Linked DNA regions of Mus musculus: region 2 is linked to region 1. The links are chromatin loops, found by intact Hi-C in ENCODE. Cell type or tissue: heart. All regions are shown on one strand. Links, peaks and the distances in the headings refer to the core of each region. The heading gives the core; the rest is flanking DNA. Region 1 holds the start of Fam189a2 (family with sequence similarity 189, member A2). Region 2 overlaps Tjp2 (tight junction protein 2).

What was found. Hi-C counts contacts between places; a loop is a spot of excess contacts. Peaks named below come from ENCODE experiments on the same cell type or tissue, not always from the same donor. Only the 100,000 strongest peaks of a DNase experiment are listed, where the experiment ranks them.
Region 2: it touches region 1 in a loop (1.8-fold over the local background); 4 of 42 quality-filtered maps call a loop at or near these places.

The regions. Positions count from the first base shown.
Region 1 is chr19:24,025,173-24,037,290 of GRCm38, forward strand. Fam189a2 (family with sequence similarity 189, member A2) reads right to left here and starts at 5,847. Exons shown (of 11, transcript NM_001114174.1): 1 at 5,376-5,847. The coding sequence starts at 5,765. In heart, for the core only: no CTCF peak of the experiment used is centred there; DNase peaks (open chromatin) are centred at 4,609, 5,379 and 6,029; H3K4me3 peaks cover 3,205 bases; H3K27ac peaks cover 2,122 bases; H3K27me3 peaks cover 248 bases.
Region 2 is chr19:24,095,430-24,107,547 of GRCm38, forward strand. It overlaps Tjp2 (tight junction protein 2), which reads right to left. Exons shown (of 24, transcript NM_001376368.1): 19 at 6,468-6,568; 20 at 5,273-5,485; 21 at 4,024-4,134; 22 at 2,572-2,886; 23 at 1,155-1,240; 24 at 1-161. Among named protein-coding and RNA genes, the nearest start is that of Gm41824, 21 kb to the left of the region's middle. In heart, for the core only: a CTCF peak has its summit at 5,930 (motif pointing right); no DNase peak of the experiment used is centred there; H3K27ac peaks cover 269 bases.

The sequences.
Region 1 (12,118 bases), core at 2,455-10,454:
TGCAAACCCTGTTCTTTTCAAACCCAGTGAATCCCAAGGCATTATGGCAAGGCTTTGAGTGTGGAGGGGAGGAGGGCAAAGAGAGGAAGGAGAAACAGAGGGTCAGAAGCGTCTGGAATGGTGGCAGGAAATGAGACTCTGCCTTGAAGTGAACCCTTTAAAAGCTCAAAACTCAAGGCGTGGCAAAGAGCGTCTGTTGCTGTTGTGGAAGCATGGTGCTGTGGGCGGCAAGGAGTGAGACAAGGTGAGCACTCTGGGCTTCACCTCCCTCTGTGCAGCAGAGGATGGGCTCTGTCAGGAGGAAGTCCAGGAAGTCCCCCAGCACCAGCCTTTCATGGCTTCTACTAGCCCACCGTGCTACTACTGACTAGTTGCCTATGCCATGAGGGCCTGTACCTGAGAAAGCACTCAGGTACCATGAGCAGCTTCCAGAAGGCACTTGGTAATAGCAAGAGTCAATGAATGAATGAATGAATCAATGAATGAATGAATGAATCAATGAATACCAGAAACAGAAGATGTGCTTGCTTAAGGATGACTGCATAAGCCTGAACACATTTCCACCCCCTGTGCTTCCTGAAAGAACAGCCACGGAGAAGGTGATCACGCCATGATGAGCCTTCCATCCAGCACAAGATGCGACGTGCCCCGAATGTGCAGGCACGCACCTATTGCCAGTGGCAAGCCATCTCCAGATTATTCCAGCCGGAGTCATCATCATGTTTGTTTCACTCTTTACAGATCATCCCTGTAGCTCATAGGAACAAAACAGAGCTCTCCTCCTGATGATGTCAAGGGATGACAGGTCAGAGTCAGCGTGACCCACCACGTGCGGCTAATGCCCTTAATTTTCCAGCTTAGAAACCAATCATTAAAATCAAAAGCTTAGACTCCTACTGCCCTACTTTCCCTGGCTAATCCACAAACATGCCTTCAGGCAAAAATGTTCTGGCTCGTTTGTCAAAAACTGCTGTATCTAGACACAGATGTCTGAGAGCCCTGTTGCAAATGCCCTGTTTATCTTGTGAATAGGCAGAAAATAATTTATCAAACTTCTCAACAACCTATCTTTCCCTATAACTGAAAAAGTGTATGAGAGGAAGAGAGAGAGGGAGAGAAAGAGAGAGAGAGAGAGAGAGAGAGAGAGAGAGAGAGAGAGAGAGAAAGAGAGGCATAACTCATTTGAAAAGTTGAATAAGTAGCAACAAAGAAAGCTGGTGATTTCAATGTTCAAAAACCAGACGGGCAACCCAACAGAACTCTACTCTTTTATTAAATGCAGCTTTGTTCAGTAGGTGCCATCTCCCACAATCCCAATGGGATTGAAATATTAACTTAAGCACATGCCTAAACGGAGAACCAGGATGACACAATCTGAACACAGACATCAAGACACTCTCAGCCACTTACCAACCATGATCTGTGTCTAAAGACAGCTGGCTATTCTCTTAGCACTACAAATGTTGGGCATAATGGTCATTAGCCAAGGTTGGCAAGGGGAAAAAACAATCATAGCATGCGCAAGTAAAAAAGATCTAAATGCATTTTCTTTTTTCTGAGACAGCATCTGATAATAGAGCCCAAGTGAGCCTCAAACACTTCACAATGATCAGGAACGAGGTGCTGCTAAACTGGACGAGCCTTGTAAATATTCTAATCAAAAGAAGTTATTCTGGGGGCTGGAGAGATGGCTCAGTGATTAAGAGCACCAACTGCTCTTCCGAAGGTCCTTCGTTCACTTCCCAGCAACCACATGGTGGCTCACAACCATCTGTAATGAGATCTGACACCCTCTTCTGGTGTGTCTGAAGACAGCTACAGTGTACTTACATATAATAAATAAATCTTTAAAAAAAAAAAAAGAAGTTATTCAGTCCTGAAAGACCTTACGTTGTTATAATGACCCCGTGAGTGTGTGTGTGTGTGTGTGTGTGTGTGTGTGTATGTATGTATAGACATATATATGAATATATATGTATGTATATAAACTGTCCAGAGTAGAAGTAATCTACAGGGCCAGAAAGTAAGGAAGTCAGTGGTATCTGGACAGAGGGGTGAGGATGGGGAGAGAAAGATCTGGGGGTGATGAGAAAGAATTTCCTAAAACCCATTTTGGTGGTGGCTGTGCCCCAGTGAACTCACTGGAAACTCCCAGACAATTCTGGTGACATGGTAACCTGTCAGGCATGCAGGCTACAGCTCAATAAAGCTGGGTCATTGAGTTGTTTCCATTTCTCCAGTCCTCAAGTCAAAAATTTTCATCATTTTTCATAAAAACCTTCCTTCAGCCATCTGAGTTGGTTGTATTGTGCCATTAGGCCCCTTCTTTGAAATGTACACACAAGTGTGAAATGCTGAAGTTGCACATTTGTAATTTCTCTTAGAATAACTCAGTGTGTTGAGGCGGGGAGTAGTGTCAGATATTCAGATGTTCTAGCTCCCGAGGCTGACGATGGGTCAACACACAGGGTCATTACATTCTCCTTTCTACATTCATTAAAACTTCAATTTTTTTTTCATAATGAAATGTTAAAAGTAGAAGGATCACTTTTATGAAATCTCTTAATCTCTGTTTCTCTGTCTCTGTCTGTCTGTCTGACTGTCTCTCTCTCTCCCCCTCTCTCTCTCCCTCTTTTAATACACACACTGAAATTTTTATACATGAAAGTACAATGATGTAATACTGAGATTTTCAAAATAACATGGCTATTTTAATCTGCCAAATGGACCAGGAGCACAAAGGACTTAATTCCTGCGTGACATTCCTTGCTCTGGGGTCTATCAGGACACATGGGACCAGTGGCTGAGCCTAGGAGGGGTGCAGATGAGACCACCATTCCAGAGGCTGGGGAGGGGGGCTGTGGTTGTGTTATACACTGTCTGTATAAGCCTACTGCTTCTCCTAATACAGGATTGCTTTTAAATAGAGCTCTCTCACCTACATGAGTTTAAAACACAGTACAAGTGTGGTATTTTTCTTCCTAAAACACCAAGAGAATGGATGGTATCTACTGACAGCTGCTTAAACCCTTACACTCTGCTGTTCTGAAGATGCAGTTAATATTCACTGGTCCTGTTGACGACCTGCAAGTTCTGAAGTTGACCTTAGGAACAGGTCACACATACACAAAGAATGAACGGCAGTTCCAGGTCTGAGTACTGACCTGGGGACATAAGCATAGGATAGACTATGGCTTACAGAAGTGACCCATTCAAGTCCAAATCCTAGATTCCTTCTTGGGTCTGATTGGCTTGTGCCTGAGGGCAAGGCCAGCCAGTGGCAAGCCCAGGTACCATCCTGCGCATTCCAGTTTACCATCCTGCCTGCGTATTCCGGTTCGTGAGCTTTGCTTTCCTTCTCATCAAATCCCACTGTGGCTTCATTGACATCTAAGTGTATTTACTTACCTTGGAAAGAATCCACAATTGCAAACCAATTTCAGACTTTAATTTTAGAGAAAAGCAAATACATTGTGTGTGTGTGTGTGTGTGTGTGTGTGTGTGTGTGTGTGTGTGTGTGTTGTGTGAATAGTTTTTAGTATGTCTGTATGTATGTGGTGGCAGAGAACGACACTGGGTACGCTCTCCACCTTATCTTATTTTTAGAGACTGGGTGTCTTATCCGTTTGGTTAGCCTGACTAGCCAATGAACTTCAAAGATCCACTGCATCCATCTTCTTCCGACCCCACCCCAGGCACTGGGGTCCAGGCACCCCTCTCCCCAAACCCAGCTGTTTGGGTGGGTTCCAGGGATCCACACCCAGGCCCCCACATTTACACAGCACACATTTTACTGAGTGGGTCATCTCCCTAGCACCTCCCACAAACATTTTTTTTTAATAAACTAGCTATCTTGAGAGAACATGGATTATGATTTTACAAAAAGTAAATCCATAAAATACAAACAAGATTCTAACCCGGGGTACTTAAGAAATGCAGCAGCCATTTGAATGACAAGCCTGGCAGGAGGCAGGGGAGGCACTATTCTCAATCGACACCCTACACTTCAGAGTATTCCAGAATGCTCACAAAGATAGCAGCAGAGTTCAGGGTCAGAACAATAGAGTGGAACTCTCTTTACCTAATACTTAAGTTCTGGACTTCACTTTCTATAGCACAATAGGATTGAGGTCCCAACAGAACCATTTAGCAAAGGTCTTTAGAGGAAGTAGAGATTGATACCAGGTACTACAAAATTCTGGGTTAGGCCAGAAAAACGTTATGTTCTTAATGTTCCCACTTGAACAATTACACTAGGTTCAATATGTTCTCGTACTTTAATAAAAAAAAAAATTGGTCTTGACTCTGGGTATGTTTTAACCAGTAGAGCACAAACTGTGGGCTCACTGAAGATCATAGAAAAAGCTATAGACACTGTAGGGCTTTTATAGAAAGGTCATTTGCCGTTCTCATCCTCCACAGTCCTTGCACAAGGACCTGCTTCCAAGTCTCCAGGCCCCTGGCAAACCTCAAGGGGTTATGGATGCCTTAAAAGTTGTGACACCGTTCGGAGGCAGGGATGAGTAGCCATCCATCCAGTCTACAAATGCTTGCTCACTGGCAACCACTTTTCTCAGAGGCCGGGCTTCCCTATGCCCCATTGGCCAAGGAGGCGGGGCCAGGCGCCAGGGTAGGACAGACATCCCCAGCTAGCTGCGCCAACTTCTGGAGTTCTGGGGTGTGCATCCGTAATGACAGGTTCTGTTTCTTGAGCATCCACTTCTGCAGAGCAGCTTTGGTGACTCCAGGAACCCACCCAGGGTCTGAGCCCTTCTTTAATGACCAGGTATAAGTCATCAGTCACAGGCAACCTCCTATTACCTCGGAGCTCCTCAGGGTTCAGTCATCCAACTCCAGATAATCTTTCATTTATCCTTGTCTTAATGAAGAATAAAAACAAGTCAACCAACCCTCCCCCCTTCACTCTGTCACTCTGTCCATTCCAGAAGTACCCCACCCTGTACGGGTACTGTTGATGTGTCAGTGAGGAAAACCTATCAAAACCCCTGTCCTCCCGGAGTTTGCTTTGCCAATGCAGTATTCAGTGGCCACAAAAAGTTTCAAATTCTTTTTCGCCCATCCTCATGTGAGTCTCTCAGGAGCTTGATACCGTGCTTAATGTTAACTTGACGGAAACAAAATCCTTAACGTGTAAGGGACAGACACTGGCCAGGTGCAATCCAATTCTCCCTTCAACTTGACTGTCTCCCGACACTAACCTCCCACACCCCACCCCCACTTATTGTCGCCTACACTTCAGGTGGCTTTAGGGTCCCCGCTCCCCCAATAGAGGTCAAACAAAAACAATGGAAGGGACCGTCCACAACACACTGCCGCGAGGGTGGGCCCCGCAGAGAGGTACTCTCGGTACTCACCGAGGAGCCAGCCCAGAATGGGCACGAGTTCTTCACCTGCGGCGAGCTGCTCAGCGACAGCGCCCCGAAGCTGAGCGCCACCATGCAGCAGCCCAGGATCAGCTGCAGGAGCCCGAGCGACAGCAGCGGGCGCGCGGGCAGCAGCGCGGAGCCTGGCGCGGCGGGGCGGCGGGACGCGAGCGCCGGCGGCGGGGCCAGCACGGCGGCGGGGGCGCAGCGGGGCCGGGCTGGAGGCTGCAGAGCACCCCGGGGCCAGCGCGGCCGCAGCGGGGGCAGCGGCGGCTCCTGAGCGGCGGCGGCGGTGGCGGCGCCAGGACCCCCGGCCTGAGGTCCGCCCGACAGCCCCGCCACCGGGCAGCAGGAGCCCGGGAGCACCACCGGCAGAGACATGGGCGCGCGGCGGGCGGGCGGCGCAGCCGAGCGGAGGGCGCCGCGCACCGGGCACCCGCGCCGGCGCCGCGCAGGACGGACTGCGCACGGCCCAACCACTTGCTGCCGCGGCCAGCGCCGGCCGCGCCCACGTGCCCCGCGGGGCCCGCCCCCCGCCGTCCCCTCTCGGTCACCCACGGTGACAAGTGCGCCGTTGCCTTGGGGTCACCGGGAAAAGTGTCCAGGGACGGCGGGAACCATGCAGCTAGCGGCTCAACCGTTGTCAGAGTCTGTCTGCAACCGCGGCGCCAAGGGACCCGTGGTGGACCCAGGTCCCTTGAGCTGGCAACCTTTAAATAGGAAAGGAGTCCCTTGTGGTTCTCCTCCTCCACCACGCCCGGAGGAGGGGCTGTGGGCGACCCGACGGGAAAAGGTCCTAGCCCGGAAAGAGGACACTCACTGGACGTTACCGCCCGGGAATGCAATCTGCATCTATGGCTTCTATGGAGAGTTCCCGGCTCTGTCGGTGCAGCTCTGCCGGGAGGGAACAGAGTGCTTTCCCAGCACCAGAGTGGGAACAATAGTGGCCAGGCCAGGTTACCTTGGGAGACACTAGTCAGCAATCACAATGGAAGAGCCCAGGGCGGCCCTGTGCAGTTGGCAGGGGTCACAAGCTCCATCCTTTTAGCTTTGACCGGGAGCTAATTGGCATCACATGATAGAACACAGGCTCCCAAACTTCGCAGGAAATGGTCTAATGAAATCTTAATCTGCCTTGGTAATTTATAATATATGTATCGAACTTTGAGGGGAAAAAAAGCAATTATTCGCCTTTGCACAAAAGTTTCCCCTAATAGAATGTCTAGACGGCTCATGTATCATAGGTAAGAGGGTGATCATGAACTTCTTTTCCAGGTAAGGACAAGAGCAGTGTCGGTTTGCAGCCAGTTGTAGCCCTTGAAAGCTTGGCTTATTGGAAAGGTGAAGGAATCTAATGCCCTCCTGTTGAGTAAAAAGAGAAAAGCAGGTTTGGCCGTGTGTTCTGCTTGCGAAGGCTGTATTGATGCTGAACATTATGTCCCACAATGTGATGTATTAGACATGTGCGGGTGTTTACATACACACTTTTAAAATCATTAAACCACCATGTTTAATAGTACCTGTGACTTCTTTTCTGACTGCTCCCAGGAATAAATGTCAAGGTTGGGGGCAGGGTGTAGTTTGGCTTTTGTTTTGTTTTTAAATGAACACTGAAAATCTGATGTCCCGTGTACTTAAGAACAAAACCTACAATAGATGCTCTTAAATTGCAGGTGAAGACGAGTTTCATCCCTTCAGTGCTGTGATTATAACTTTTATTTTAAACACAAGCTTAAAAGTATTTAATTCTTAAGGCTGGATGACACCCTGCAATACAGTGTGTCTACTTGAGTGTTCAGACATTCTCTCAGCTAAATAAATCTATTTATTCTATTGGCCAGAGCCTGACACCTGAACCATGCCATTAAAAATGCATTCCTTGTGTCTAAGAATGTTTGCATTAGAAGTCAGGATACCCGCTTTCCCTTGGGGATATTTATGAGTAGGATGAGGTTGGGGGAGGTGTGGGTGACAATCTACTTTTCAATGCCAGTGCTAATTACACAGCAAGGGTTACTCTGATAATCTATATGGTTACACTTAGGGTCTTTCTGCTTCTCCGTATTTTTATACTTAAGGATCTTCCTAAAAGACTTCAAATGCCCAAAGCTTTTAGGTGTTATCTCTATGTAGAAACACAAAGTAGCAAAGACAAGTAAAAATCCATAGGGGGTCTTAATCTACCAGATCTACACATTAGAAGGTCACAGGACCTCCCTGGAAACTCCTACTTAAGGGAACTTATTGTTCTGTTTCTCTCCCCCACCCCAACTCTTTTGTTGTTATCGACCTGTATACGGCTGTGAATGTCTTGTTCCTGTTTTCAGAAGCACAAGTCTAGATAAATTGCCCCACCCTTTAAAGTTGCAGCAATTATTGTCCTCTGGTATTTGTGCTTAAGATTCTTGTAACCAGAGCTCGACTGTTCAGACTTCACACCACCACCTGCTTAAGTATTCGGTCATACTTCACTGAACTGTAGGAAACAGATCTCTTACACCATCAATTCAGGTCCACTGAGTCCAGCTTGGTATAGAAGATAATAGTCAAACAGGCAGGGAATGGAACGGGAGAGGTGGGCAGGGGGAAAGCAGGGGAGGAAACTGAACCTTCCTTATAGGGTAGGGAGTTCCTCCAAAAGTGACAATTGGCATTAACACAATCTATGTCAGATGTGCACACAAATTGTCCCATAATCTTCCATAGTAGAAAGATGGTTGGGAGCGACCCATCAGTAAGTCAACTAGATGAACATACAGCTAAAACACAGGGTACCCACCCAGTGGAATGAAGTACTTATGCATGCTACAATGTGGATGGACCCTGGAAACAGGCTAAGTTAAAGGCCAGTCACAGAATGCACACACTATACAATTCTATTTTGATGGAATATCTACAGCAAACAAATCCATAGAGATTTGCTTTGTGCTTTGTGGTTGTTGAGTGCTTGGGAAATGGAGAGATTGGGGTGGGGGAGGGGGATAGCTAATGAGTATGGTGGTTTTTTTGTTTTGTTGTTGTTCTTGTTGTTTTTAAGGTGATAAAAGTATTCTACGATTGACTGTGGTGATGATTGCACAAGTCTCTGAATATGTGAAAAACATGAATTAAATTCTTTGTTTAGATAAGACACGTTGTATGCATGATATGTGGATTATGTCTCGGTAAAGTTATTACAAAAAAAGAATAAACAACATTAAGAAGAAGCTCTAGAAGAATTGACCCAGATGCCTTCTTTATGTAGGCAAAAGTTCAAGCTAACAATAGCTACACTGTATTGTTTCATGGAATCCAGCAGCCAATTGTCCTCGAGATCAAAGTTGATTCCAAGAAGTTTTGGCTAACTCTCACCTACTTTCCCCCTGCCCATCACTCAAATTCCCCTCCTTTTCCTAAAGCCTTCTTTCGAGGAGACCCACTCTCTGCACACTGTTCATCTCACACTCTGGGCTCTTCCACACCCCTCAGCAGACTCCCACCCAACCCCTAAAGCCAATTAAAGGACTTTTTTCCTGTCACAGTGGCAACTGCTAAAGAAACTCCTCAAAGCCTCTTCCCTGGCAACCTGTCCCCAGCTGTTGTGTTTTACAAAAAGACAAGAGCTTTCCTGAGAGACCCCCGTGACCTCTCAGTACCACTGGAGCAACGGCTTCAAAGTAAGTTCCAGGGACTCCAGAACCATGATGGGGTGTGGTGTGTTGAAATGCAGAGTCACGGGCTTTCCCCACCCTATGGATCCAGTGTCTCTACTGAGCGGTTAGGGTCTTGTATTTTAAATTAAAATATTGGTTTCTGATAGTATTCAGATGCCAGGATTTTTATGTGCAAATTATCATGTAGTAGAGGTCTAGGGATAGCCATTTTGTTAGATGTCAAAAAAAAAAAAGGAGTATTGAGTTTAAAAGCAAGCTTATGTGTACATGTTTTGAGGCTTACTGGTGCCCAGCCGAGTCCTGCTACACGGGTGACTGTTTGCACATGGTGAAATGGTACCTGATACCCCTCAGCGATCTCACAAGTTTCTCTGGCCTTAGTTACTGGACAGCAAATCACTCCAATGTGCTTAAGCCTGGGATTCAGCCATTTCCCACCACTGTTTGTTAGACTTCCAGCAAAAGAAGGGTTAAGCAAGGCAGGCACACTGAGATGTGGGAGAGTTAAGCCTGTTATAGATCCCAGCACAAAGCCTCAATGCCCCCTCTAAACTCTGAGTCTTTGACCCCTATGGTTGTAGGTTTTCTAGAGGGTATTATGGGGAAATGAATTAGTGGAGAGTCCCAGGGACCTTTACACAACACAAAAGGCTGTGTCGATATCCTTATTAGTAATAAGAGAATGGAAAAGATATGGATTAATGAATGAATCAAGCCCTGAGATAGACAAATTAGACACTGTGTCGTTATGAAATAATGGTAGAAAGTGATTGTGAGTAATTGCTAATACCTTGGCTCTAATACAGACCGATGTGTTAAACAGGAAGGTATCAGCCATATTTTTCTCATTGTTGAAGTTAAATACTTCTAACAGTGAAAACTCCCGCAGAAGACAATGAAGTCAACTGCCTTTAAAATTGTGCTTCACAAGTTTCTATGATAAATGAGCTTTTGTGTGTGTGTGTGTGAGAGAGAGAGAGAGAGAGAGAGAGAGAGAGAAACTTTATGGTATCAGAGGTTCCTGAAGTTTCAAGTTTCTGTAGTCAAAGCTGCAATTCACTTTTGTCTGAGGGGCTGGTCAGATTTAGCAGGGAAACTTTGAAAAGTACATAGACTTTCTCAGGCCACATCCACAGAGATACTAGTGTAGGACAACTGTGATGGAGTAAGGATATACAAGTGTCTTTAGCAGAAGCTCTTTTGAAGATCTTGGTGTTGATCTATCAAGAATGCCTTGGGAACCAAGACATCGTTCCAGGTAAGTGTTTAGAGTGGGGTGTGTGTGTGTGTGTGTGTGTGTGTGTAAGAGAACCCAGAGTGAGGCCCTGGTATCAGGCTACCTGTGGCTGGAATATCCAGTGTCCCACTCACAGCAGTGTGTGATCTGTCAGGTTCAGGCTCTAGTCTCGAAGGACAGGAGCTATGTCCCCTCCCTACTGAGAGGCTTTGCAGCTTAGGAGGTAACTAAGATGAGCCTGACTGTGCTTTTAACAACACGGACAGAGCTATAGCCACCCTGTCCTGGCTCCGTTTGGGTAGTGAGAGAAGACCTCAACTGGAAACAGTGATGTGAGCTCCTAGCGTTTGGGGAAGAGGCAGGAGGGTACAGCCCTGGCCAACCCACCAAAGCCCCTTAAGGCTGGGATTTTAAAAAACGAAAGCCACTAACATTGGACTTTGTCAGCACAGACCTTAATGGGAGCACAGAACTGAAGGGTTGGCACGCCAAGTGAACCCAAAAGCAACTTCTGAAAGCGTTCCAGGAAACAGGAGTCTCTGCAACAACTGTGTAGTACATGGAAGTCAGAGAAGATAAGGAAGCAGCCACTGGAGAGCTTCTAAGGTATGTTGGAGGTCGCAGGCATATTTTTTGTAAAGATGCATTTATTTTTATTTTATGAATATGGCCATTCTGCCTGCACAGATGTCTGAGCACAGTGTGCAGTGCCAGCAGAGACCAGAAGAGGGTTCCAGTTCTCTGGAACTGGAAATACCACTGTTACCTACCGTATGGATGCTGAGAACTGAACCCGGTCCTCTGCAAGAATTACCAATGCTCTTAACTACAAAGCCATCTAGCTCCCAGCTATGATCTCAGGTATATTGTCTCATTAAGACCAGCAGCAGCCACATCCAGCCGCTGATTTTTTTTTACGTTTAAATTTATTTTATTTTATTTTATTTTATTTTATTTCATTTCATTTACCCACATACAAATGAAAAACTCCAGCAGTAAGGAGGATGGGGCCCATGGATTGTGAGTTTGAGACTTGACTGGGTCATACAGTAAGACTCTGTCAAAAGAAAAAAAAAAAAAGTGGTGGAGAGGAAAGGAGGGAGGGAGGGAGGATAGATGGAACTTGAGGTTCAAGGGTAACTAAGTGTGGTGTTATCTTCTTGTTCCAGCTGAGTGGGAAGGCTGAGGCAGGAGGACTGTTCTGGCACAGGAGTTCACATCAAATAAATAAATAAATAAATAAAGTTCAGAGATTTAGAAAAAAAATTTCCTTAGATTCAAACTATAAGTACATTAGAAATATAAATAAAATAAACCTATGCCTCCTAATTCTATTTCAGTTTCCCAATAAACACAGAGATACTTTGTGTCCAGCTTCACTGACGATTCAGGAACTCCTAGGTTGGGGGCGGTAAAGGAAGACTTCCTTAATTCTTTACTTAAGGAAGACATTTTTAATTATGTCTGTCCCATTTTCAGTGACTGTTTTGCTCTGCCCTGGATAAGTAATGATCACTGTCAGCGTGACTGAATTAGAGTCCCCTGGGAGACGTGCCTCTGGGCATGTCTCTGAGGGTGGTTTTAGAAAGGACGACTCTCACTCTGAATGGCTTTGGGGTCCCATGGTTTGGGGACCTGGACTGAATCAAAAGGAGAAATTGAGCAGAGCTGCAGCGTTCATCTCTGTCTGCCCTCCCCTTCGCCCCCCCCCCCACCACGGCGCATGTCATGTGACCAGCTGCCTCCCCTTCCTGCATCCAAGCCTTCTCACCACCGTGGAGTACACCCTCACACAGTGAGCCGAAATATAGACCTTCGTTACATTACTTTTGAAGGGCATTTTG
Region 2 (12,118 bases), core at 2,736-10,735, 71 kb after region 1:
ACTCCGTGTCTCGGTACCGGGAGGGCTGGCTGTAGTAACCACGCTTCGAGTGTGCTGCCAACTGCTGGCGGTACTCCTCCTCCTCGGGGTCACTGCCGTAGCTTCCTCTGGTGTCCTGGTAAAGTCTGGAAGGAGCTTTCTGGGGCTCTGGGGGTCTAGAACTAAAAAAAAAAAAAAGAGGCTATCAAACACAGCGAATATCATCTAGATGCCCACGGGGGTCACTGAAGCTATGAACCCAGCAGGGCTGATTGTTTCCTTGTTTCCTAACCCCTGAGCACATATGACCACCAGGAAGGGCACTGCTGGCCCCTCTTCTGGCTCACAGGGTGATAAGGGAAGAGATACGATATGGGTCAAGGCCATGGCCTATTTGGTCAGCTACCTGTTGTCTGAACTAACACAGGAAGATGTATTCTCCTAGGTGCTCCACTACAGGCCCCCCCCCCCCCAGCAAAGAGTTCTCTTCAGTGTCAATCACTTGTACCTCTGTCAGTGTCAGCTTGCCATTCAGAGCCATCTACGTGCCTCTTACTTTTTCAGTGCTTTAAACAAGAGTCCAGCTTCCTGAAGCAGGAAATCATAACTCAACTCCAGATCACCACAGAAAGACACTGATACTGCCTAGTGCCTGCTCAGCATTGAAATGCTGTGCTAGCCCACTGACTGTCGAAGTCCTTCTGACCCAGTTTGGCACAAGAGTCCTGACTGTGCGTGGTGATACAAAGGAATTAAGGAGCTTGGCTATGAGCTACTAAACTTCAGTGACTAAAGAAACCTAAGCCCTAGGGATCTGCTCACGTGACCTCCTAACTCAATGGAAGGCTCGAATGTGGCATTGGGCGCACAGGGCAAGTGGCCAGAAACTTCCGATTCTGTGATCTTTCTGAGACAGGGTCTCTCTACATAGCCCTGGCTATCCTGGATCTCACTATGAAGACCAGGCTGGCCTCAAACTCACAGAGATCTGCCTGTCTCTGCCCGGCCTTTGATTTTGTAATCTTAATAGTTAAGTTTGACTGACAGGGTAAGGTTAACAGTCAGCCTGGGAAGGAAATTCTTAACTCTCTGACATCTGGGTAGAGTACTTTCTTTCTCCAAATACAGTTGCTGCGGAAGCTCCTCCTCTGACCAGCCCACCAAACAGCCCTTACCTCATGTGCGGGGGGAGGCCAGCATCTGGCTTGGGGGCCTTGATTGGAACCGCATAGATGTCAGGGTGCTTCTGAGCTATTTCGATCTGTGGTAATGAGGAAACAGGAAGAGAATGGGCAATTGCATGGGTCTCTTGCTGGTCAGGCCCGACCCTGTCCCCGGGTCCTACCACCTTCTAGTTCATAAATAGAAAAATAGATGCAAGCCTGTTTCGTGGTTGGGTATGGCCTAGTGGAAGACACCAAATGGTGAAGAAGGGGAGCCCTGAGACAGTACACTAAACCATCAAATTCCGAGAGGCACAGGGTAGAATGAACGGTGTGGCTGTGCCTGGAGGGAGGGAGAGGGGATGGGGGATGGGGGAATCACTGTCAGATGAATACAGTTTCACTTGGGAATTGGGGAAGGTCCTGAGAATGATGGAAGTGTGGGCTGCAGAGTGAGGCAAATACACTTTACACCACTGAGCTGTCCACTCACAAACGACTGAAATGATAAATGCTATGTTTAGTAGGGCTTGTGGATCCAACTACCTAGGAGACTGGAGCTGGAGTGCATCTTGTGTCTGGGTCACCCAGGGCAACATCAGCAAGGTTTCAAAAATAAGGAGAGAGAAGGGGGAGGGTGACTGGGAGAAAGCCTGTCCTGCCTTTGTCCCCCTCACTTTTAAGGGAAGGCCTCACTTGTCACCCAGGCTGATCTCTAACTCCTGGGCTCCAGTGACTCTCCTGCCCTGGCCGACTCCTGCCGACTGTAGCCCTGCTCCCACTTCTGTGGTCACAGGTTCTCTGATACTGAAATATCTCACGTGCATCTCAAACATTCTACCAGCTGAAAAACTATGGCCCACTGTCCCAATGGCTGCCAGTATGCTATGGCAAATCTGGGAACACATGAAAGGCCCGAGGACCAACTAACCATCACCCATATTCCAGCTACAATAACATCTGAGAGGTACTGACTTTAACCCCCCAGCTCAGACCGGGACACAGATCTGCAGAATGGAGATGAGTCTTGCTCATCTGGACTGAACTTGCTTATCTGGCTTTGGTTTTTTTTTTACTTGTTTCTGTTTTCCAAGACAGGGTTTCTTTGTATAACCCTGACTGTCCTGGAACTCTTTGTAGATTATGCTTATGTTAGCCCCAAACTCACCAAGAGCCACCTGCTTCTGCCTCCCCAGTGCTAGGATTAAAGGCGTGCCCCATTACACCCGGCACTGATTGGAAGGTTCTCGATTGGAAGTGAAAAGGCTGCGCTACCAGCTAGAAGCAGCACAAGAGAACTGTGTGGGTGGCTGTGCCTGGCATGACTCTGGCAGTGGGGAAAGGGGTGTGCCCTGCTACACCTCGAGCAAGCATCTTGAAACTCTCACACGGGGCAAGCTAAGATGCCCTGGTGGTTGAAAACAATTACCCTCGCATTCTGGGCCTCCTGGAGCTCCTGCATCCTCTGTAATTTTGCCTTGTGGTCCATCTTCTCGAATATTTTCACTCTGCCCAGGACTGATCTGGGAGCATCTTCCTGCTCCTCGGTGCTCTCTCCAACCTCCTCGCTCTCAGGCATAGGGACTGGAGTGGAAGGCTTCAGGATGGGCCGCCCAAAGGCAGGCTTCGCTGCAATAGGGGGAGGATAGCCTTTGGTGGATCCCCCCGGGATTTCACTGCCGGCTGTGGCGGGGAGGTTTGACTTGGAGTAGTCGAAGGAGTCTTCTCTGTTCTGGCTTCTTGCCTGCAGAGAGCAACAGCATGCCTTTGACCTTGGGCTTTTAGTTTCTTTTCAGAGCTACATTAGTGATTTAATACATTGTGTTTCCTGATCAGTTTCCAAAGGTGGACAATGTAACCATCTTGACAGAGTCAACTATGACAAGGCAAACAGCCTGGCCGGCATCTTGAGCCCCACCTGTGAATGACAGAAGTGTTGGCAGAGTGGGGTGGCCAGCAATAGTTAGAGGTGGAACAGTGTCACTTCATGGTGGCCTCTCACAGAAGACATCAGTTTTGGAGAGGAAAAAAGTAGGTTTGTCTGGGATCAACCTGCCTGGAGGGTATGAGCCTGGGCCAAAAAGTGAGAGCTATGCATGGCTGTGGGGTAGCAAGGCTAAGCTGGAGTGGGGAAAGGGCAGACAGGACCCCATTCCAGCGCTCGCTGCGCCTTCACTTTCAGTTCCAACCCTGCCGCAGGCCTTTGGTGCCCTCTTATATCAAGTAACTAATTACTGCTGACAGCTTACATAGTCACTAATCCTTCTCATCCAAGTTACTGAGTTAAAAAAAAATTTTAACTGAGCTATAAGGAAAAGCCTACCGTTATTGGCTGATTATGATCTGGGGCAAGAAACCGCATGACTCATGCCCTGAAGCCCTTTCGTTGATTCTAGATAATTTACTAAATCAGTAAGTTAAGATACTTTTATAGTGAGAGGCATTCTACGCATCAGCGTTGCGAGTTTTTCTCAGCAGATCATCAGTGAGGAGTTTCTGGTATGTCCAAATTAGATTACGGGCAGAAAAATTTTTTTGGGTAGAAAAAGAACAAACAAAAACAAAACAAAACAAAACAAATAAGCAAAACCGCCAAGATTAGTGATTCTGGCGGGCAGCATTTGGGACAGTATTTCACTTTTCTACCAAAATTAATAAATAAAAAGTAAACAAATTAACTCATTCACCATGAAGCCTAAAATCATAGCTTGTTCTCACAGTGGCTTTTGGGTTTATCTCTCGCTCTTCCCTGGTTTTTATGGCTCACTCAATGGTCTGAAGGACACAGTACATAGCCTCATTGTGTGTCCCCCCGGGTGCCAAGGGGCTCCAAGGCGCCCGTGTCCTCCTCCTTCCCATCCTGGGCTTCCCAGCCACATACCTTGGGCGGCTCTGGCTTGAAGGCTGGGGGCGGGCTAGCATCCCTAAGTTGGTCTCTGCTAGCAGCCCTCCTCATCTGAGCTCGTGGCTCTGGGCTGGATTTCCTTATGTTCTATAAAACATAAAAAGTTCATTCACACCAAGAACGCCCAAGCAGAGAGAAGAGAGCACTCTGCTCCGCTGGATTTCTGAACACCTGTGGGAACTAAGAAGCTGAAGAGCTAGGGCAGCTCTCTCTTACTGCGAAGAGAGACACCCACCATCCTTCCCTAGAGAAAGCTTAGGACACACTTCACTAGAGTGGGAGTACAAGGCAGCCATGCTCTGACCTTTAAAGGAAGGAAGAGAAACCAAGTCAAATACTCCTATAATCTAAAGGTCTGTGTCACTACCTGCAGTAATCGTAAGCATTAGCTCCTCCTACGTCTGTCGTTATTAGCTTATTCTTTACTACTTATCTGTTATATATTAATAGTCTGTGTGTGCGCACGTGTGTGTGTGGGGGGGGGGCTTTTTCTTCCTTGATTTTTCTTGGGAGAGGGGGGAAGTACTTCTATCATTTATCATTTACTGGAATGAGCTAACCGGCTAAAGAGGACTTCATAATTATCATCCAAAAGGACTCAGATAACATTGTCCACAAAGATCATCACTCCGATGTCCTCTGAGGTGCAACTAATAATCGCTCTGCCCTATACTAGTGCCCACTGGTAGTGTGTAAGTGTGTGCTCCCTGGCAGTGTGTAAGTGTGTGGCACTGGGTACCCAGCGCATCTGGATCAGATGTGTGAAACGCATTTAAAAGGTGACATACAGAGAGAAGGAAACTGATGGGGAAACACTCAGGAACCTGGATAGCATTAGGAGGTTAAAGGTCATGAGAAGAAAAGCAGGGCTCCTAAGAGTACAGAGAGAGGCCTAATCAAAGGTTACAAGCAAATGCAGCAACAACGTATTTATAAAGTTCCATCTATAATTTGGACAGCCACATCGGACGTAAAGCCGATCTATTTATCTATCGCCCCTGAGGACAAGAGAGTACTGAATGGTACCAAAACGCAGCCTTTTCCCAAGGTCATGATCTGGCTTCACTTTCCACACAGATCCCAGCCACGGCCATGTAGGCACGGGCTCACCGTGCGCCTTCCTAGCAGTCCTGGGCTCCAATCCTTTGAGGATACTTTCCACAGCGCCCTCGTGGCCTCACAGCCTGCAGCAAGCTGCCCAAGGGTGTGCTGTGCCTCGCCTCACCTCCTCGTGCTGCACCGGCTCCGAGGAGCGGGTGATGGAAGACACCAGCGGCTCCTCCGCCGGCTCCTCTAGCTCATTGTCAGTGTAGGCGCCTCCCTCGCCGTCGGTGTCTTCAAAGTCACTGATGAGACGGCTGTCACAACTCAGATAGTCCGCGCCCATGGCGGTTAAGTAGGACATGCGGTCTTCAGCATCATCATCCATCCCTTCCATCTAGAGGAATTTGTTTTGAAGGGTGAGTGGGATGTGGCATGGCTCCTGGGAGTGGGGACTCGGGAAAACTCCCAAGGGCTGAGCCAAGTGTTGGGAACCTTGACATGTGCTAGCAAGGGAAGGGACCTCGAGCTCCCTGCTGTCACTTGGCTTTGAACTGATATAGATGCTTGGGTTAATTTCTGCACAGGGACACAAACTGAAGACCCTCCTCTGGTCTATCCTTGCTACATCCTCCACGCCAGCTGAGCCAAGCTTCCTTGCCTGCGGGAATCAGCTTCTCTCCAGCTTTTCTGCTGATCCCTGTCTCTACCTCGTGCTGTGCACATTCCTATCCATTTCCAAGGCTCTCAGACCCAGGCAGAGATGTTTCTCAGAATTAACTGGGTTCCATCGCCAAGATCTTGAGGACAAAGACTATATCCTGCTCAATTTGTCCTCTAGAGGGAGCAGTGGAGACTAAGCACTCGGCAGATGCTACATGAGTCAACTAAACATTTGGGATAGCATCCGACTTGAGAGGGCTAGAAAAGATCACTAGTGTTTTTACATCACCTAACTCAAGCTCTCCGTCTGGATGCGTTCTCCACTGATGTCTTTGCTAACCAGCTGTTAGCACCTCTCTTGGTATCTTTTCAACTGCCATTCCCCATGATTCTCAACCTTGCCTCTCATCTCCACTCTGAGTTTCCCATGTCCTTAGTATGGTGTGGCATTAGGAAGGAGAACTTGTAAGCTCTGATTAGAGTACTCGGAATGCAATTTCTAGTTACTACATTAAAAAGTAGAGGGGAAGTGAATGTAGGCGAGCGTTCATCACATTCCGCCTTCATTTTATTGCTCTGTGGGAGAATGATAAGGCTTCCGACTTGGTGATCACATTGATCCCTTTTGGATCACGGTTTACTACATTCACTGCCCTCTGGAGGAAGCATCGAGAACACAGACTCTCACCTCACGGCAGCGAATCTAGGCCACATACCTTTCCTTCAGAGACCCAGACTGCTTCGTTTTGCTGCTGCTGAATGCTGTCCTTCAAGCTGCCAAACCAGCCATCGTTGGCTGAATTCACGTTGATTGTGGCTACAGACATAAGCCAGAAGGTCAGCATCGATTCTCAGAGCCACCTTGAATCTAGAAGCTATTCACATCATCTCTATTTATACCGTATTTGAAGAAAAACTTGCCAAGTTCGGAAGTATATATGTTCCTTAAACATAAAACCTTTTTGGTCAAATGCAACTAAAGCTGTTTTAGTTTACATTACAGACTGTATGAGCTTATTTTCACGATAAGTATTTCTTCAAAAGAGCTACAGTGTGTTACCAGTGTGTGTGTGTGTGCGCGCACACGTGGTTTTCTTTTATTTATTTTGCAATGTCAAGGACAGAATTCAGGTCATCACAAAAGCCATATATGCCTTCCACCACTGAGTCATAGCCCCTGTCCATCAAAAAAGAAAGGAAGAAGAAGGAAGGAATGAATGAAGGAAGGAAGGAAGGAAGGAAGGAAGGAAGGAAGAGGGAGGGAGGGAGGGAAAGAAAGAGAGAGAGAGAGAGAGAGAGAGAGAGAGAGAGAGAGAGAGAAAATATATTTTCAAGAGCACAGAGCAAATGGACTGTACTTTGAACTGTGAGCTAAAATAAACCTATTCCCTTTAGCAACTTTTGTCAGGCTATTTTTATCATGGGATGGGAACAAAGAGCCTTATACTTCACACCAAGCAAATAAAGAAATCTATGTACAAACTTGGAAAATTATTTTCTGAGCTTGCAGCCCGGGCCACTGTCCTACACAGCTCAGACAAAGGCACCAACTTAGAGCACAGGCGGCAGATGCTAACAGACACATGCCCCGCGTCTGTTCAGCAATCTGTATATATGGATGTAAGAAAGATAAACTAGGCAAGAAAAACGGCTCCAAAACGGTAAGTACGCTTGCTTTGAGAGCAGGAGGACATGAAATTCAAATCTCCTGTAAAATTAAAGCTAGGCATGGTGTGTGTGCTTATAACCTCAGCACTGAAAGTGAAGACAGACGGATACTGGGCACTCAGTGGCCAACCAGCCTGATGGACATGATGCACACACACATGCCCGCATGCACACACAAAAACATTACACTAATATAAAACTGATCTAAAATGCAAACGATCAGGATGCACATAAACTAAAACTGCCATTCAAATTATGCTTTCATGGCTCTTTAGTAGAGGGCAGTACATATCTTTTCTAAAGCCAAATGAATCATTATGTAGGAATCATTACACAAAATCTCTGAGTAATCAAGCTTTAAGTTTTCTTTTAACCAAATTTGACTTTTCTTTCATTTACGAAACTTTAATCTCAAAGAGGGGTATGGTGGTGTCTATCTATCTGTACCTACCTGGGAGGTAGAGGCAAGAATCTGAGGTTCAAGACCATCACTGGCTACAGTAAGTCTGAGGCCAGCCTGGGGATACATGAGACCCTGTCTTGAAAACCTGAAAAAGTTCCACCTCTGACCTTGGGCAATTATGAATGAGCTCACAGCTTCCTTAGTTATTAATAATTCACAGCATCGGACAGAGCGGAAACACTGGCTAGCCCAAGGAAATTAACCTTGATGTCATGGATTTTCTTGTGTCCTTATTTATCATGGTACTTCACAAAGATTATCATAATCACAGCTAGCATATGATCCGAGATGCAAATGTGGAAGTGAGACTCTGCACCCAGGGACTAAACAAGTGACTTGAACTAGGTGTATAAAGAAAGCTGAAGTGGTCCTTGACAGGTTTCTATTCGCAGCTGTCTGATACAGTCTGAATTCATCACAAAGAAAACCTGAAGTTTAGGGGCTAAGAAATGTAGAAACCCATTTGTGCCGCCTCCAAGGTGAATGTAACAAAACCCCAGAGTCTCACTGGCAACCAAGGGCTGGGACACTGCTACCAAAGCCCTGAAAATGCTGCCTTTCTAGGTCCCACTCAGAGGCAGTACCCAACTCATACACTTTACCTCTTTCTCAAGAGGCTTCCTGGGACGGTCAAACTCAAGGAACTGACATTCTGAAATGATCCTCCCACTGCCAATGTCCCTGCTAGCATGCTCATACCTCAGGGCAGCCATGCCCAGCTCTGGTATGTATGGCAGTACCTTCCCACCCCTCGTCAGAGAGGCACCAAAAGGCACCATGCAAACTGGAAAAGATTGCTAACAAATGAGGTTTCTGACTGAAGTGCCTGTGGTGATGGCTACACAACTCTGAAGGATCTAAAACCCACAGAAACGTGTTGTTCAAATGGTGTCAATGGCACAGTATACAAATTGCACCCCAGGAGAGCTATCCTGTGGTCACCTAACACTCACATGGCGATACCATCATAACAGGCAAGCCACCCCACAGCCTATTTCTTTCCTGTGGCCAACATTCCCTACACTTCCCTAGGAATCCAAGTAGCATCTACGGCAGTTTGGATTTTTCTCAGCTGATACAAGATTCATTTCCCCTCGGGAACTTTTCAAAGACTAAACAATGGCCAAAGCAAACAAACAGAAATACTACATAAAATAAAACATTTTCCAATAACATGATATAGAAAGATAATAATTACAGTGATAGCACTTATAAGCTCCTCCAAAATTCCAGAGCTGAACACCAAAAACTTCATTTTGACGGAGTCTGGAAAGCAGGTGAAATATCTGGACTAGCCCGTGGTGCTTTGACAGGCCAGCTTATCGCAAAGGTGGCCTAGTTTGGGTCTCTAGGTCCATAAGGCAGTCTTTAAACCATGAACTGAGCATTTCAAAGGCTCTAAGAACACATGCAGTTCAAATTTCACTTTTATGCTATATATGTAAAAATGCATTTTATACTAAATATTTCCCCTGAGACAGAGGTATGCAGGCATAACATTTTAAAGTATTTTGACAAGCCAACTTGCCTTTGAGCAAGTCTCTAAATAAAGTATGTCTTAATGGGCATATTAAGCTCATAATGGAAAAGATTTTAATATCGTCATAATTAAAATCTTCTCTGTGGAAGCATTCTCTTATTACTATACAAAGAGGAAACAGGGAATAGGATACTGAGCCTAAGGAGACCGCATAGGACAGAAAACATGACTTTAAACTGTGCTCACCAGAGCAAATCTAGCACTTCCATTTACTAATTCATAGCGCATGGTACTTCTGATTAGGCCTAAAAACCAGCCCCAGCCTGTAGATGGACTTGGGGTGAAAGGGCAATAAAAAGGCTTTGTGTAGCCTCTACGTGGCTTTTAGGAGTCAGGCTTAATAGTGGAAGAACCGTATGAAAAGAGTTGCATAGAAATGCGATTCTCCATTGCATACACCAGCAAGATTTTGCTGAAAGGACCCTGATATAGCTGTCTCTTGTGAGACTAGGCCGGGGCCTAGCAAACACATAAGTGGATGCTCACAGTCAGCTATTGGATGGATCACAGGGCCCCCAATGGAGGAGCTAGAGAAAGTACCCAAGGAGCTAAAGGGATCTGCAACCCTATAGGTGGAACAACATTATGAACTAACCAGTACCCCGGAGCTCTTGACTCTAGCTGCATATGTATCAAAAGATGGCCTAGTCGGCCATCACTGGAAAGAGAGGCCCATTGGATACGCAAACTTTATATGCCCCAGTACAGGGGAACGCCAGGGCCAAAAAGTGGGAGTGGGTGGGTAGGGGAGTGGGGGGGGAGGGTATGGGGGACTTTTGGGATAGCATTGGAAATGTAATTGAGGAAAATACGTAATTAAAAAAAATTAATTAAAAAAAAAAAGAGAAATGGGATTCTCTGTCCAAGCAATCAATGAGCCTGTACTTTCTGCCCTGAAGACTACATGGCTCACTGTATCAGGCACGCAATGTACAGTAAGAACTGGAGGCCAATCTGACACTCAGTGGTACTTCCACAGACCCTCTAGCTTCACTTCTGAATGCCTTGCTTCTCAATCAGCCTACATCAGAAAGGATGTGCTTGGCCAGGTGATGGTGGAGCATGCCTTTAATCCCAGCACTTGGGAGGCAGAGGCAGGCGGATTTCTGAGTTCAAGGCCAGCCTGGTCTACAAAGTGAGTTCCAGGACAGCCAGGGCTACACAGAGAAACTCTGTCTTGAAAAACCAAAAAAAAAAAAAAAAAAGATGTGCTTGGGGCTGGAGACAAGGCTCAGTGGTTAAAAGCACTGGTTGCCCTTCCAGAGGACCCATGTTTGAGTGTCTGGCCTACCTGGGCAGTGCTCACATGTGCACATGTGGTACATAGACACACACATATAAGCAAAATACCATACACATAAATAAGCGAATTTTTAAAAAAGAAAGAAAACACTGTACTATGCCAGAGCCTATTTCTGAGGCCTGATGGTGACCTCAGTCATAGTTCTCCTCTCAAGCGTCTTGAAATCCAATCCAGGGCAAACTCTTTCCACATATGACATTCTTCCCGATCCTCAACGGACTCTGTGCCAGTGTCTATGGCCTGTGCTGCAGAGCCAACAGCCGACTCCTAGCTAGGACAGGAAGCACCCACAGGTACCAGCTACCTTCTGCAAGCTCAGAAGCCTGGCTCTTCTTCCACAACCCTAGGCTTCCCCTACTGATTTCTCACATCCTTGCATAAAGCTCAAATCTGACCCTCTAAGGGAACCTCCCAGCCACTCAATAGACTTGAACCAAAGTATGGGGGTTGGGGAGGTTAAATGAGTCCCCTGGTTTCACATGGTTATCATGTGGGCTCCATTTTTCATCTGTTAAAATGAAGAATTATTAATACAGTACTGATTAATTCAAAATCTCAAATCAGATTATGTTTCGAGGTTTGAAAGTTTCTAAGAGTGCACACCACCACGCCCGAGTAAAAATCCCACACTGTGAAACTGTCATATACAGAACTATCAAGATGATCACAGAAAATCACCTGCTGGCTCTATGGCTACGACACATGCAAAAAAAATAAAATAAAATAAAAAAGTGAATCCCATGTTCAGACTTGAGTCTCATCTCTAAAATGCTTATAAAAGCACTCCAAAATCTAAAATACGACTCATTTCTGATCGTAAGCACTTTAGACAAGGGATAACCAAACTACACATGATCCTTTCTGACATCTGAATTACCTAGCTGGGTTATATAAAGGACATGAGATGTAGTCAGAGAAACCAGTTGTAGTCTGGTCTCAGCTACACTAGGATCTGTGACCCTGTAATGGTTTCTACCAGCCCACTTAGGCGGAACTCAGGTCAGACTAGCCTCTACAAAGTAAGTTACTACTGCTAGCAGTAAAAATGAAGGAAGATACAAGATTAAGTACACAAAAAAATACAAGCTGGTAAGGTACATCGGTCTAGAGAGATGGCTCAGTGGTTAAGAGGCTGTTCTTCCATAGGACCCGGGTTCAACTCCCAGCACCCACATGGCAGCTCACAAACTGTTTGTAACTCCATTTCTAGGGGATCTGGCACCTTCACAGAGATATACACACAAGCAAAAACAAACAGACAAATAAACAAACAACAAAACAAAACAAAAAACCAATACCACCAATACACATAAAAATAAATCTTAAAACAAAAACAAAAAAACATGCATAGTACTCAATTTACAGGCCCACTTAGAACCGAAGTGGCTCATGG